Regions from separate parts of the Homo sapiens genome. Here region 2 is linked to region 1. The links are chromatin contacts, found by Hi-C or POLR2A ChIA-PET in ENCODE. All regions are on one chromosome and are shown on one strand. The core of a region is the stretch at or near the end of the contact, and the rest is flanking DNA. Distances in the headings are between cores, read along the strand shown. Region 1 overlaps CYTH3 (cytohesin 3). Region 2 overlaps USP42 (ubiquitin specific peptidase 42).

Evidence for each region. Hi-C counts contacts between places; a loop is a spot of excess contacts on that map. ChIA-PET counts read pairs that join two places held with the same protein, here RNA polymerase II (POLR2A). Pooled maps may share reads with other maps.
Region 2: a loop to region 1 is called in a map of right cardiac atrium, with 2.4 times the contacts of the local background. The contact joins two enhancer-like sites. A Hi-C loop is called at or near these places in 16 of 168 maps with a recorded cell type or tissue (HepG2, Right ventricle myocardium inferior, aorta and 8 more) and 10 of 50 pooled maps. POLR2A ChIA-PET finds 5 or more read pairs at or near these places in 2 of 52 experiments (OCI-LY7 and T-cell).

Annotation. Positions count from the first base shown.
Region 1 is chr7:6,217,267-6,224,721 of GRCh38, reverse strand. The region is part of intron 1 of CYTH3 (cytohesin 3); the gene reads left to right. Among named protein-coding and RNA genes, the nearest start is that of CYTH3, 52 kb to the left of the region's middle. RefSeq lists an enhancer at 828-1,448. Within about 2 kb of position 3,266, at least 4 of the 41 ENCODE cell types and tissues checked have a DNase peak (open chromatin) inside an H3K27ac peak, as active enhancers do.
Region 2 is chr7:6,157,370-6,164,824 of GRCh38, reverse strand. USP42 (ubiquitin specific peptidase 42) reads right to left here. Exons shown (of 18, transcript NM_032172.3): 17 at 5,332-5,375; 18 at 3,261-4,270. The coding sequence ends at 5,368. It overlaps CYTH3 (cytohesin 3), which reads left to right. Exons shown (of 13, transcript NM_004227.4): 13 at 1-3,046. Among named protein-coding and RNA genes, the nearest start is that of USP42, 56 kb to the right of the region's middle. Within about 2 kb of position 4,449, at least 11 of the 41 ENCODE cell types and tissues checked have a DNase peak (open chromatin) inside an H3K27ac peak, as active enhancers do.

The DNA.
Region 1 (7,455 bases), core at 2,017-4,516:
TCTTTGGGTATATACGTAGAAGTAGAATTACTAGTGGTTCTATGTTTAATTTTCTGGGGAGCCACTAAATTGTATTCCACAGCGACAAAAATGGAACCATTTTCCATTCACGCCAGCAATGTATGATGGTTAAATTTCCTTACATCCTTGCCAACACTTGTTAGTATGTTTTTTAAAGTATAGCCATCCTAGTTTTAGCTCTTATGCTAGGTCATTCACTCATTTTGAGTTAATTTTTGTATATGGCATAAGGTAGGGGTCTAGACCCTCATTCTTTTGCATGCGGATGTCCAGTTGTCCCAGCACCATTTGTTGAAGAGACTTGTTTTAAATACTTTTAATAATATATGGTTTTGTTTTTAGGCTCTATAGTCGGTTCCATCAATCTTTTTTTTTTTTTTTTTTTACCTATTTTTGCAGCAGTGTCACACTTTGTTAATAGCGCTTCAGGGACTGTGTACATATTCCATGTATACCTACTGACTCAAGGCTCTTAATAGCATTCAGGTCATCTTTGTCTTTGTTTAAGAAGCAGAATTAACCAGGCATGGTGGTGGATACCTGTAGTCCCAGCTACTCAGGAGGCTGAGGCAGGGGGATCGCTTGAGTCCAAGAGTTTGAGTCCACCTTCTCATTTGCTTTTTTTCTGTGTGAAGACGTGTTTTTGCTTTTTGTGCAATGGAAAAATATGTGAATAGGATAACAGTTGTGAATCAGTAAGGATTATATATGTGGAAGCAGAAAAGACAGTATTAGCATCATTCATAGGGTTGTATGATTTGACTGCTGTAGTTGTGTACATGATCTGTCTTGCAATTCTGGAGAATTAATCTGGGCATAAATACTGCATCTCCATTTTTTTTTTTTTTTTTTTTTTTTTTTTTTAGTATTTATTGATCATTCTTGGGTGTTTCTCAGAGAGGGGGATGTGGCAGGGTCATAGGATAATAGTGGAGAGAAGGTCAGCAGATAAACACGTGAACAAAAGTCTCTAGTTTTCCTAGGCAGAGGTCCCTTCGGCCTTCAGCAGTGTTTGTGTCCCTGGGTACTTGAGATTAGGGAGTGGTGATGACTCTTAACGAGCATGCTGCCTTCTAGCATCTGTGTAACAAAGCACATCTTGCACTGCTCTTAATCCATTTAACCCTGAGTTGACACAGCACATGTTTCAGAGAGCACGGGGTTGGGGGTAAGGTTATAGATTAACAGCATCCCAAGGCAGAATAATTTTTCTTAGTACAGAACAAAATGATGTCTCCTATGTCAACTTCTTTCTACACAGACACAGTAACAATCTGATCTCTCTTTCTTTTCCCCACATTTCCCCCTTTTCTTTTCGACAAAACCGCCATCGTCATCATGGCCCGTTCTTGATGGTCACTGTCTCTTCAGAGCTGTTGGGTACACTTCCCAGACGGGGCGGCCTGGCAGAGGCGCTCCTCACTTCCCAGACGGGGCGGCCTGGCACAGGCGCTCCTCAGTTCCCAGATGGGGCGGCCGGGCCGAGGCGCTCCTCACCTCCCAGATGGGGCGGCCGGGCAGAGGCGCCCCCCACCTCCCAGACGGGGCGGCCGGGCAGAGGCGCTCCTCGCCTCCCAGACGAAGGGCAGCCAGGCAGAGGCGCTTCTCACATGCCAGACCGCATCTGCATTTAAGAGGAGAAGTGAAGCATCCTTATTCATTTTTATTTGCTTCAAATAATGAAGGAAAAAATTACCTGTCAGTAAAGGCTGCCAGCAAGTGTTTAGTTCACTTTACATTTATTAATTATTGATTGATTGACTATTATGAGCAGGCCAACTGGAGTGTTGTTTGAAACTGCCTTTTAAAATGTTCTTTTGTCATATTAGCTGTTTTGTCAAATAAGAGTTAACCGTCACCTGAAAATGTGGAACACTTTATAATAATGTATAATGGTTATATAAAATTGGTTCAGTTTTTTTTTTGCTTTTTTGGGTTTTGTTTTTTTTTTTTTGAAACGGAGTCTCACTCTGTTGCCCAGGCTGGAGTGCAGTGGCGCGATCTCAGCTCACCGCAACCTCTGCCTCCCTGGTTCATGCCATTCTCCCACCTCAGCCTCCCGAGTAGCTGGGACTACAGGTGCCCGCCACCACGCCCGGCTAATGTTTTTATATTTTTAGTAGAGACGGGGTTTCACTGTATTAACCAGGATGGTCTCCATCTCCTGAACTTGTGATCCACCCATCTTGGCCTCCCCGAGTGCTGGGATTACAGGCACCCAGCCAAAATTGATTCAGTTTTAAGACTCAGCAGTTGAGAGTAACATTTGCCTGGGATTCTTCTCTGTATGTTAAAATGTTAATGACTCCTCTCTTCAGCAGGTGTCATCACTGTGACAGGGATATGGGGGGGAACACGAGGCACTTGCCTTGAGAACAGAGACAGAGTTAGGCATTATCGACAGGTGCTCATTTGGTATCACATTTTAAAATGACTAAGCCCTAATCTTCCTTCCGTGATGTCCCTTGACATCTCTGCCTTTGGAAGTCTGGCTGCTTTTTCATTAGCACCTTGATCACATCTCACTCAGAGGCTGTGAAGGGCACCCTGGCAGGAGGGACCAAAGCTCTTTGCCACATACTCTGCTCTGTCCTGCTGCTTTTCCCTGGAATGGCTGCCAGGACCTGTATGACTGGAGGTCAGATGTGTAAGTCCTTCTGTCTGGTCACGAGGGTATAGGAAACATCTGGTTTTTCCTTACCTTATGCAATATAAAGACTGTTTTTTAGTTTTTTTTGTTTTTGTTTTTTTGACAGCGTCTTGCTCTGTTACCCATGCTGGAGTGCAGTGGCACCATCATAGCTCACTGCAGCCTCGGATTCTAGGCTTCAAATGATCCTCCCACTTCAGCCTTCCCAGTAGCTGGGACCACAGACACGCCTCACTATGTCTGGCTAATTTCCTTTTTATTTTTTGTAGAGCTGTCCTCCCACCTCACTCTCCCTGAGTATTGAGGTTACAGGCGTGAGCCACCATGCCTGGCCTAATTTTTTTTTAACTTCATTTTGAACTAATTTGTAGATTCACAGAAAGTTGCAAAGATAACAGTACATAAAGGTTCCACTTGCCCTTCACTCATTTCCTCACACTGGTTACATCTTATGTAACTGCAATACAGTATCAAAATCAGGAAGCTGACATTGGTATGAGGTGTTTGTATAGTTTTGTGTCATCACCCATGCGTAGATTGATGTAGCCACCGCTGCAATCAAGATACAGAACTGTTCCATCACCACAAAGTTATCAGGCTCCCTCCTACTACCCCAGTTGTCTTCTCCTCAACCACCCTAAACCCCAAACAATGACTAATCCATTTTCCACCTCTGAGATGTTATCATTTTGAAATGTCACATACATCAAATTATATAATATGTAACCTTTTCAGACTGGGGTTGTTTCTGGGTTTTTAAAAATTCAGCTTAATGCCCTTACAATCCAACCAGGCTGTTGTGTGTATCAATAGTTCATTCACTTTTATTGCTAGATAATATTCCATGGTATGGATATATATCACAGTTTATTTCTCCATCCACCTATTGTAGAACTTTGGTTGTTTCCAGTCTTAGGATATTACGAGTAAAGTTGCTGTGAACATTCATGTTCAGGTTTTTGTGTGGGCATACATTTTAATTTCTCTGGAATAAATAAATTTCTCAGGTGATATTGCTGGATCACATGGTAAGTGTATGTTTAGTTTTTTTTTTGGAGAAGGGGTCTCACTCTGTCGCCTAGGCTGGAGTGCAGTGGCGCGATCTCGACTTACTTCAACCTTTGCCTCCCGTGTTCAAGCAATTCTCCTGCCACTGCCTCCCAATTGGCTGGGACTACAGGTGCCCGCCACCACGCCTGGCTAATTTTTTGTATTTTAGTAGAGATGGGGTTTCACCGTGTTGCCCAGGCTGGTCTCGAACTCCTGAGCTCAGGCATTCCACCTGCCTCGGCCTCCCAAAGTGCTGGGATTACAGGTGTGAGCCACCGCGCCCGGCTGTGTATGTTTAGTTTTATAAGAAAATGCCAAATTGTTTTCCGGAGGGCTATAACATTTTATGTTCCCACCAGCAATGTATGAAAGATCCAGATTGTCCACATCTTTGCCAGCCTTTGGTTTTTTTTTTTTTTTTTTTTTGAGACAGGATGTTTCGAGACTTTCTCCCAGTCTGTAGCTTCTCTTCATCCTTTTAATGCTTTGCAGAGCAAAAGTTTTTAATTTTGATGTCCAATTTATTATTTTTTTCTTTTATGGATTCTCAGTCACGTTTGTGGATTCTCAGTCATTACTAAGCCTTCGCTCTCAAAGATTTTTCTCATGTTTTCTTTTAAAGTTTTATAGTTTTACATTTAAACTTATGGTCTACTTTGAGTTAATTTTGTATAAAATATGAGGTTTAGGTCAAGTTTCATTCTTTTGCCTATGAATAGCCAATTGCTGCAGCAATATTTATTGAAAAGAATATCTGTTCTGCATTGGACCGCTTTTACACCTTTGTCAAAAATCACTTGGCTAGGCCAGGCGCGGTGGCTCACCCCTGTAATCCCAGCACTTTGGGAGGCCGAGGCGGGCAGATCACTTGAGGTCAGGAGTTTGAGACCAGACTGTGGTCTCAAACATGGTGAAACCCCGTCTCTACCAAAAAAAAAATACAAAAATTAGCTGGGTGTGGTGGTGCATGCCTGTAGTCCCAGTCACTTGGCTCTGAGTGTGGGCTCTTCTGAGTTCTCTCTTCTGTTCCATTCATCTGTGTGTCTATCCCTCTGCCAACACCACAGTCTTGAATAATATAGTTATGTAAGCCTTGAAATTGAGGAGAATAATTCCTCCAATTTGTCTTTTTTTCAAAATTGTTCCAGCTATTCTGATTCCTTTGACTTGCCATTATAAATTTGAGAATGGTCTTTGCTATCTCTTAAAAAAAAACTTACTGGAAATTTGATAGGAATGAGTCTTTTTCATTCCAAGCTAGTGGAGTTTCTACTTTTTGAACATCCTCAAAAACCTTGTGGGTCTCCTCTGTATTTCACAGGGATTTCACAGGGGACAAGAGGGCCCTCCATAGATCTTACCTGTGCGGTTCTGTTTCTATTCCTGGCTTTTGCTGAGAGGGTTGAGGGGATTCATGAGTGACAGGCTTAAATCTCTTCAAAGAGCTTTCTGTGTGAATGGATACTCTCACCTTTTAATTCTTCCAGCATACTAGCAAAACATTGGCCAGCCACACCCTTGTCTTTCCTTAGAGCACTTTTTCCTGCCAGTGAATCTCCTAATTTTATTGTCTTTTGCAATCCATGCAGGCTCAGAATTTCCCAAATTAAGCCCTGGTTCCTTTTTGCATAATAGTTTCTCTTAATTTCTCTCTTCTGCATTTTACTATAAGCGCAAGAAGAAACCAGGTTGCACCTTTAACACTCTGCTTGGAAAATGCCTCAATTAAATATCCAAGTTCATCACTTACACGTTCTGCTTTTCACACAGTTGTAGGAGATAATTCAGCTATGTTTTCTGCTAGTATATAATAGTTTCCAAAAAGAGGTGGCTCATTTCTTTGAGTCCTACCAGCAGTACATTTAATGTCCATTTTTCTACCAACGGTGTGCTTATGAAGATGTAGGTATTCTCTAAGATGATACAGACTTTCTGTACTCTGCTCCTCACTTCTCCTGAGTCCTCAGTGGCAGTTTTTTTTTTTTTTTTTTTTTTTTGAGACGGAGTCTCTCCCCGTTGCCAGCCTGGAGTACAGTGGCACAGTGTCGGCTCACTGCAACCTCCGCCTCCCGGGTTCAAGCGATTCTCCTGCCTCAGCCTCCCAAGTAGCTGGGACTACAGGTGTGCGCCACCACGCCCAGCTAATTTCTGTATTTTTAGTAGAGATGGAGTTTCGCCATGTTGGCCAGGATGGTCTCGATCTCCTGACCTCGTGACCTGCCCGCCTCGGCCTCCCAAAGTGCTAGGATTACAGACATGAGCCACCGTGCCTGGCAAGTGGCACAGTTTTTAACATCCACATTTCTGTGATCTGTTTAAGGCAATCTAGGCTTTCTGTATCGTCATCTTCAAAATTATTCCAGCCTCTGTCCCTTACAATTTGAAAGCTGGTTCCACATTTTTAGGTATTTGTTATAGCTGCACCCTAGTTCTGTATTTGTTTCCCGAGGCTGTTGTAATAAGTTACCACACATTTTGTGCCTTAAAATAGCACACATTTATTCTTGTACTGTTCTAGAAGTAAGAAGTCTGAAATCAGCTTCACTGGGCCAAAATGAAGGTGTCCAATGGGCCGTGCTCCATCTGGAGGAGAGAATGCATTTTCTTCCCTTTCCCAGCATCTAGAGCTGCATTTCCTTGTCCATGACCCCTCTCTCCATCTTCAAACCCAGCAGCCTGGCATCCTGCTTCAGTCATCACGTTGCCTTCTTCTGTGTCACATCTCCTGTGCTTTCTTCTTATATGGACATTTTTTATTGCATTTAGATCCCCTGGATAATCCAGGATAATCATCTCCATTGAAGATGCTTTTTCTTTTCTTTTTGAGATAGGGTCTGGCTCTGTTGCCCAGGCTGGAGTGTGGTGTGATCTCGGCTCACTGCAACCTCCCACCTCCCCGGCTCAAGTCTCCCACCTCAGCCTCCTGAATAGCTGGAACTACAGGTGCACACCACCATACCTGGCTAATTTTTGTATTTTTCATAGAGATGAGGTTTTGTCATGTTGCCCAGGCTGGACTTGAACTCCAGAGCTCAAGTGATCTGCCCACCTCGGCCTTCCAAAGTGTTGGGATTACAGGCATGAGCCACCATGCCTCGCTCTCCATCTATTTTTTTTTTAATCTAAAATTCTTAATTCTATTTGCAGAGTTCCTTTTGTCATGTAAGTTAACATTCACAAGTTCTAGAGATTAGGACCTGGATATCTTTGGGGGTCAATGATTCAGCCTACTACAATTTTCTGTGGGGTCTTGAAAAACATGAATATTATGCTGTTGGTGGGAGTGTTCTATAATCTTTCTGAGACTTTGTTGGTTGATGGTGGTGGTGAGTTCTTCTCTATACTTGCTGATTCTTTGGTTCATTAATTATTAACAAGAGAGAAAGGCATTGAATTCTCTGACTATAATTGTTGATATCTCTCAGCTCTGTTGTTGCTGGAATCACATATTTTGCAGCTTTGTTTGGTGCATATACATTTAGAATTGCTATGTCTTTTTGATGGATCATTATATAGTATCTGTCTCTGGTAGTTTTCTTTGCTCTGAAGTTTACTGTAGCTGTTTTATTAATATAGCCACACCTGCTTTCTTTTTATTAATGTTTGCATGATATCTTTTTCATCCTTTTACTTCAGCCAATATATTCGAATATAAAATACGTGTATTTGAAGTGAGTTTTTTGTAGACAGCATCTAGGTGGGTCATGTATAATTTTTAAATTCTACTCTGCCAA
Region 2 (7,455 bases), core at 3,200-5,699, 61 kb after region 1:
AGAGCATACCGTGGCCCAGGTGGTATCCCCAAGGCCTCGTGCCGTGGCTGGGGTCCTGGGAGGTGGTCGCCCTGCAGTGCAAGCTGCTGCTCCAGAGCGTACCGTGGCCCAGACTGATCCTCGAGGCCTCCTGCCGTGGCTGGGGTCATGGTCGGCTGCGCATGTCCAGAAGCATTTCCTTCCTGCGACCATCCCGGCGCCCCTAGGGGGAGAAGCCAGGACAGCAGCTTCCGCTGTCTCCACAGCAGACACGGGACGGATTCCACAGACGGGAGCCTCATTCGTACCATGCCAAACGCATTCACTCGGGGCAGTATTAACCGTTCTAGAAAGCCACTGTTTTATAGCAAAACAGGAAAGGAAAAGCTACCAGTTTTTTATTCAGAATTTTTCTCAGATATATAGGATTATAGCTTTTATATGCCTTTTTATATTCTGAAATTATAACAAAAGATACTTTCTAACAGTAGTATTTTTAGAATGGCAGCTATAAAGTTAACTCCTGGACACAAGTATATACTGTGCACTGAAAAAATATCCATCTACACAGCACCCAAGGGGAGGGCTGGGGGCACCGGCACGGGGGCAGCGTGCAGCCCTGCCCTGTCAGGCTGTCAGACAAGCCCCGGGGGGCAGCAGGTGGGCTCGGGACGGGCTGGGGGAGGGACGGCCATGGCACTTGGGGGCTCCAGGGTGACTCCCATGAGGCCTCCCTTCAACCAGGCTTTTTGGCCCCACAAATACTTTAAGCAAATCATTAAAATTATAACAGTTAATGGTTTGGGGGTGTTTAGGCTGTAACTGCTAACTCCTAGGAAACAGCCTTTTCCCTGGACACAGATGGTCCATACGCTGAGCCACGTGAAACTGCTGATGTTTTGTTTAGATGCACACACATGGCAGCGTTTCATACAGGTCAGCAGGTTAGACCGGCTTTTGACCATATTCATCGCTATTTAAAACCTGTGGCAAAATGAACGCTTATTTTACAGACTTTCTAATTTGACCAGATTTCTTAATGAATAGACACAGAATTAACTAAAAACAGTCTCACCCCATGTAGTGCGCCGTGTCCTGAGAGAGGTGCCCTCCCTACGAGGAGGGAAGAACAGGCCCTGGGGTGCAGAGGCCCGGCACGTAGAGAACCCAGATAGACGCCGGTGGTGGAACTGGTCAAACTCCACGCCCGCCTGGGAGGTTGTCAGGTTGCTGTGGATGTAAGGATAGGAGGTGCCCAGTGCTCCGCTCAAGGAAGGCTGGATCTGGGCCCCACCTACAGAGAGGGCTCAGGGCTGGACCGGGGGCATTGTGTGCTTGGGCCGACCCGGGCCGGTGGCAGACGCTGTTCTCTGTCGGGAGATTTGCGTCCCCAGGACCCTGTTACACAGTGGGCTGTTGGGTTGGTGGCTGGCTTTTCCTCTATGGACTTCCTCTTCCTGCCCCACCTGCATAGGCACACACACCTTGAATCTGCACCCTCTGGAGGGCATCTGTACTCCTGTGCAAAATGCCCAGTCCAGAGACAAAACCTCAGACTTTGTGCACCTAGGTTTCCTTCTCAGCAGCGGAGACTGTTCTTTGAGTTGCCTTGAAGTGGAGGCCGAGCGGCTGCGGGCCCTTCGCCTCCCTGCGGCTGACCTTGATGTAGCTTTAAGTCACACTAGACTGCAGAGGGGTCCGAGGCCAGAAACCCCTGTCCTGCATCAGACTTTCATTCCCACGTTCTTAGGCTTTGTTACTGATACCTCAAATCGGAAGTTTTAGTTCTGAGAAAGGCAAGTCAGCGTTCTTGAAATGCCTGACTGGTAGATATGCAACTCTGGCCTCCAGTCTTCCATGAAAATAAATGCTGCCTGGACCCCCACCCAGACCACACACTGACGGCCGGCTCCGGCGGTGCCCACCCCTCAGGCTGGCCCGGCACCCAAGACTGGCCACAGCCAGCTCTGTCAGCATGTTGTGCTCGGACAAGCTGTTTCCTTCTTCTGACCAACCCAGGTGTGACCTGGGGATGCAGAGCTTTCTGTTTTGGGTGTTGGGAGAAGCAGCAGGAAGGAGTCGCCAGATGATCAAGCTCCCCCTTTGCTGTCATCTGTGAATGAGCTTCGCCAGGTGGTGGGCACCTGGGAGCCATGCAGAGGCTGTGGTGCTGAGTTAGACTCCAGGTACTTTGTGGTCAAAGGAAATCGCCTAGCTCCAGGCTGTGTTAGGACAGTATTAGCATGAAGGCTGTGCGACCATCATGCCTGCTGATCCTTGAGGCAGGCCTGGTCCAGAAAACTCTGGGTCAGTGACTGCGCAGGGCCAGCCGCTACCAGGACGGCCCTGAAACAGGACACATCTGTTTTTTGTCCCTCACCCTGGGCAGGCCGCGTCACAATCACAGTCCTCCTCCTCCCCACCCTGACGTCTGAGCGCAGGGCTTGAATTGTTAGTCCCAACTCTGGCCAAAGATACTTTTTTCCAGAGACAGAGGCCAGGAGGCAGTGAGGGGAGCCCCGCGGGGAGGCGGCGGCGACTGCCACAGCCCTTCCAGCCTGTCTTGCTGGCCGCCCTGGTTCATATTTGAGTTTAATTGTACTGACCCTGGACCCAGATAAGCAGCAACTTTGTGTCTTTGGGGTCACAGAACATTTTGGGGCAGTTTAATGTGGTACCAAACTGAAAATAGGAGCTATTTATAGATGGAGCAGCACTTAGTGCTTCATAGAAAGCAATGCCTATTTTTAAAGTTACAAACGCAGATATCTACATAGATATGCTTTGCTGAGAAGTTAGGTCTGTGGTAGACCAGAAACCACAAATTGACTTTTTTTCTTAGAAAATATTTCTATTTGCGGTAAATATAGTAATATGTAAATAATGTACATCTGTTGATTTCTGGAGTGTCTGTTATTCAATGATGTATATACTCCCACAGCTCGCATGAAGGAACAGCCTCTATTGATACTTGGTTGTAAAGTGAAGTAAGATTGGAGGGTGGATGGCTGTCAGAGCTCTTGCAGATACTGTGTTCACTAAATAAAAATCACATGTATTGTTAAAACAAGCCTAAGACTTGGTTCTTTAAAACAGATATTGTTGGGTCCAGCAAACACCCCTCCAATTTTCCTTTGCCCGTCCGAGGTGGGATGGCCTGGCCGAAGGTGCCGACTTCGGCAGGAGCACTTACTTGAAGGTTTTAAGAAAGTGAATTCAGATGATGACAGGAAGGAGTCTGGAAGCAAATGGGGAAAACAACAGTAAAAAGACGCCAAGTGTGTGATTTGCTGCCATTTATATACTATAGAAATTTTACATGCTGTATATTTACAGTGGGGCAAGTGCTTTTTTAATCTTTAGAAAAACAAAGATCAAACTTTAAACATCTCTGAACAACACAAACTGTATAAACCATACAGATTATTCAGATACAAACTGTATTAAATACAGTTTTCCCCACTCCATCTCCTGATGCAGGACCAGTGAATTATAAGTGTATCACAGTTTGATAGCATATCCATATTAAAAATAAAATCACAGTATGATTGTGTCTGTAACTAGAAACTCGAAGGGACCAAGCAGACAACGGAGACTCCAGTATCAGTGAAGACAAGAGACGCTGTATCAAAAAGTGTTGTGTAATAGAAACATACTGTCGGCTTTACAAATCATGTCTGGGTTATACATTCATAATGTAAATACTCATCATAACTGGGAAATTGATTGATTGGAACAGTTCCACAAAGTTCAAAAACAGAACTTGTCTATAAAATACATCTTCAAATCTTGAATACAACTAAAATAAGCAAATTAGTTTCTAGTATCAGACATTACAGAAAACAGACTGCTCTCCAAAGTCTAGGTGAGAGCTTGTGAGTTTTTAAATAAGTCTTTAAATTAAATATACACACTGTCAGTTTGTACTTTTGACAATTCCATGGTCTCCCGGTTGGTCTTGCACCAGATGTCTAACTTGGAGGAACATTACATGAAATACAAGTAATCGACCTGAGTCTGTAATTAAGCAGCATTTGAGATGTTCTATTCCAGGGCATTATTTCAATGGGATTTATATACACGGTATTTTACAATGGTCAGCAGTGGTAGAAAGTGTTCGTCCATTCGGAATAAGGGTAATTAAGAAAAGGTAAAAACTAAAAAAAAAGTTCTCCATGGTAAAATCTGTACAGTATTTACTAAAGAAGCACCACGCAGATTGGAACAGAGTTATTGTCTATCTTTATAATTTAAGCTGGGCTGGGGATGGCTTCTGTTGAACGCGTTGAATCTGAAAGACAAGAGGCGCAGGGTTAGTGAGTTGGAGGCAGGCGGCGGCGTGTAGGGCTTATTCCCGGACGCCCTGCCAGCTGCTCCCGAAGGCTGGGGAAGCTCTTCCTTGAGGAGATCACTCTGCCTTCTCTGCCTTCCTGAGTGGAAATGAGGGAACTGGCGGTGCGGGCAGCTCAGCCAGGGAGGCGCCATCTGCTGGGCCCGGCCACCACCCGCCCCAGATGCCTCCTCCACCTCCATCCTCACAGCCCCTCACTCAGGAAGTTTAGCTCCTTAATTAGGGTTGGGCCTCTCCCTTGAGGACACATTGATAAAGCCTGTTAATTAACGGCCAATTAATCCACAGACTCTTCACTTGGCAATTCATTTTAAATTCCTCTTGCTGACTACATGTGACAGACACATTTGGACAAAGTTTCCTTTCAAGGGAAAAATGGTTCACTGTCCCCTCTAGCTCCACAAGGGTCAGGTATAAAACCAGTGACTCTCCCAGGACCGCTGTGTGAAGTGATCCAACAAAGCCCCACAGCTCCGAGGTCCTGATCTGCCGCCCGGCCCTGGGCCACCTTCCTATGGTTTTGTACGGTGGCTGCTGGGGGGGTGCTGGCTCCAGCTCAGTGCCACCTCGGGGCGCAGACAGCAGCACAGGGGACGGGACGGACGAGGGAGCAAGGCTCCGCTCTCCTGAGTGAGGTGCCTGTGCTGGGGACCGGGCCTCTCCCTTCCCAGATGTTTATCAAAGGCCCGTGGGCTCTGCCGCTGTGAGCCGGGTTGGCTTTTCCCAAGTGAGGCACAAGGGAACAGGGCGACTCTGCCTGCGTGAAGGATGCGGGTCTTCCCCAGCCAGTAATGCAAACGTGATGAGGTGGAGGGTCTAGGTCTGTCCCCAAGCGCGTGGCCTGGGTCTGGGCTGGCTGGGAACCTGCCGGGGCCTCTCCATGGCTCTGCCAACTCCTATGAGCCCAGCCCCCAGGCAGAGCCGCAGAATTAAAACTCCTCTGCCTGCGTCCCCTCAGCGCCACCACAAACAATGAGGAAACAGACAGGAAAACAGCTTACCATAACTAGTGAATTTTTTGTTTTGAGGCTGAGTTTTCAATCACCTAGAAAGCAAAGGTCAGGAAAGAGATTTTAATGATGGTTGCAAAATCGCCAGGGCCTCTGCTGTGTGTGTGCGTTAAGTGGCTATGGTCAGAGTCACTGCGGTTCCCTGTGAGCGCCTGAGGCCACTCCCCAGTGAGGTGAGCAGGGATGTCCCAGCGCTCAGCGGCTGCTCCCAGGGTTTTACTGATGTCAAAGGGTTTACGTGATGACTGAGGGCTCCATCCAACCCACACGCAGCCTGATGTTAGAACAGATATCAGGCCCAAGAACTGAACTGGGCGGAACAGAGCCAGAGGAGGAGTTTGAAAGAGAAAGACAAGGGGCCGAAGTCCAGGGTAGAGGGGGACCCGCAGGACCACAGGACGCTGGGTGAGGCGGGGCCGGGCAGCGGCCTTCTCAGAAGGACAAGAAAGGCTCCTCAGTCTGCTCGCAGCAGAAGCGCCAGCTGCAAACCCTGTCATCGGTGCAGTGGGACGGGGACGGAAACACAGGGCCACCACACAGACAACGCCTGACCACAGCACCCGAGACACGAGGCAAACAAGATCACGTTCAACCTCCCTCCCGCTGGACCAGCTGCCTCGGGGGCCATCACTGTCTCCCAGTAGCCCCAGCTGGAAGCCCATGATCCTGGGAGCCTGCACCACACTCAGAATGAGCCCATCCACTGCATCCTCGGATCCTCGGGTACCAAGCAGCCCTCACGAATCTCCTTCCCCGATTCGCTGAAATGGGAACGCAAAACCAATTCTGAAATGTCCAGAACGTCTACAAGGCCCGCAGGCAACCCGTCCTCACCGGCAGTGCTGGTGCCTGTCCTCATCTCCGGCTGTTTCCCCAGCACTCCATGGGCAAATGTCCCCCATGGGGCTCACCCCGCAACCCCCAGCTCTCTCTCACACACTCTAAGGACCGTTTACCCCTCAATCAACAATGCATGCTGGCTCTGGGCTGCTGGGAGGGACAGGCCTTCCCCAGAACACACAGCTCCACCTAACCCACAACTCAGCCGAGAAGCAAAAGGCCTCAGGGCAGCCCTGAAGATTCGTCAAAAGCCCCTGGGAGGAGGGGATGCGCTTCACACGTGAACACAAACAATGGGCGTCCAGGCAGGGGTGACAAACCCTTTCTGTCAAGGGGCAATAATAAACATTTTCCGCTTTGCGAGCCACACGGTCCCTGCCCTGCCGCAGCCACTCACCTCTGCCAGGCAGTGACAGCGAAGCCGCCAGACAGCGTGGGAACGCACCTGGCTGCGCCCCAATCAAGCCACAGACACTGAGGTCTGAATTTCACATCATTTTCATGTGAAACGCATTGTTCTTTGGGATTATTTCCAACCACTTAAAAAGGTTAAAACCATTCTTAACTCCAAGTTCATACAAAGTCTGGTGACTGGCCGAAGTTGGCCCCAGGGCTGCAGTTTGCCAGCCTCCGCTCTAGGTCCACTGACTCGAGTGACATCCGCTTCTAACAGGCTCACAGCTCCTCTCGAGGGTGAGCGGTCACCGGACACCAACGGGAGAGGAAGTGGGGGGCTGCCTCAAGTGCAGTAAGAGCACAGCGTGTGGCCACAGGACGGAGACACAGCCCCACAGGGCAGAAGAGAATCCAGGACACCTGGCAGGGGCAGCCAGCGCTCTGCCACATGGAGGCCTCTGCAGTGTCACTCAAGCAGAGGCTGGTGCCCACGCTTCTAAGGAACCAAGCGAGCAAATCAGTACCGAGCATCAGGGTGCACTCAGAATGCTACAGGTTTAAGGATTCGGGAGAGTAACGTATACGCTGCAAAAGTATTTCTATCAAAAATGCTTTAAAACCAAGAGTTCTCGAGACCATCCTGGCTAACACGGTGAAACACCGTCTCTACTAAAAACACAAAATTTAGCCGGGCGTGGTGGCGGGCGCCTGTAGTCCCGGCTACTCAGGAGGCTGAGGCAGGAGAACAGCATGAACCTGGGAGGCAGAGGTTGCAGTGAGCTGAGATCGCCGCCACTGCACTCCAGCCTGGGCAATAGAGCAAGACTCCGTCTCAAAAAATAAAATAAATAAAATAAAATAAAATAAAACCAAACCAAA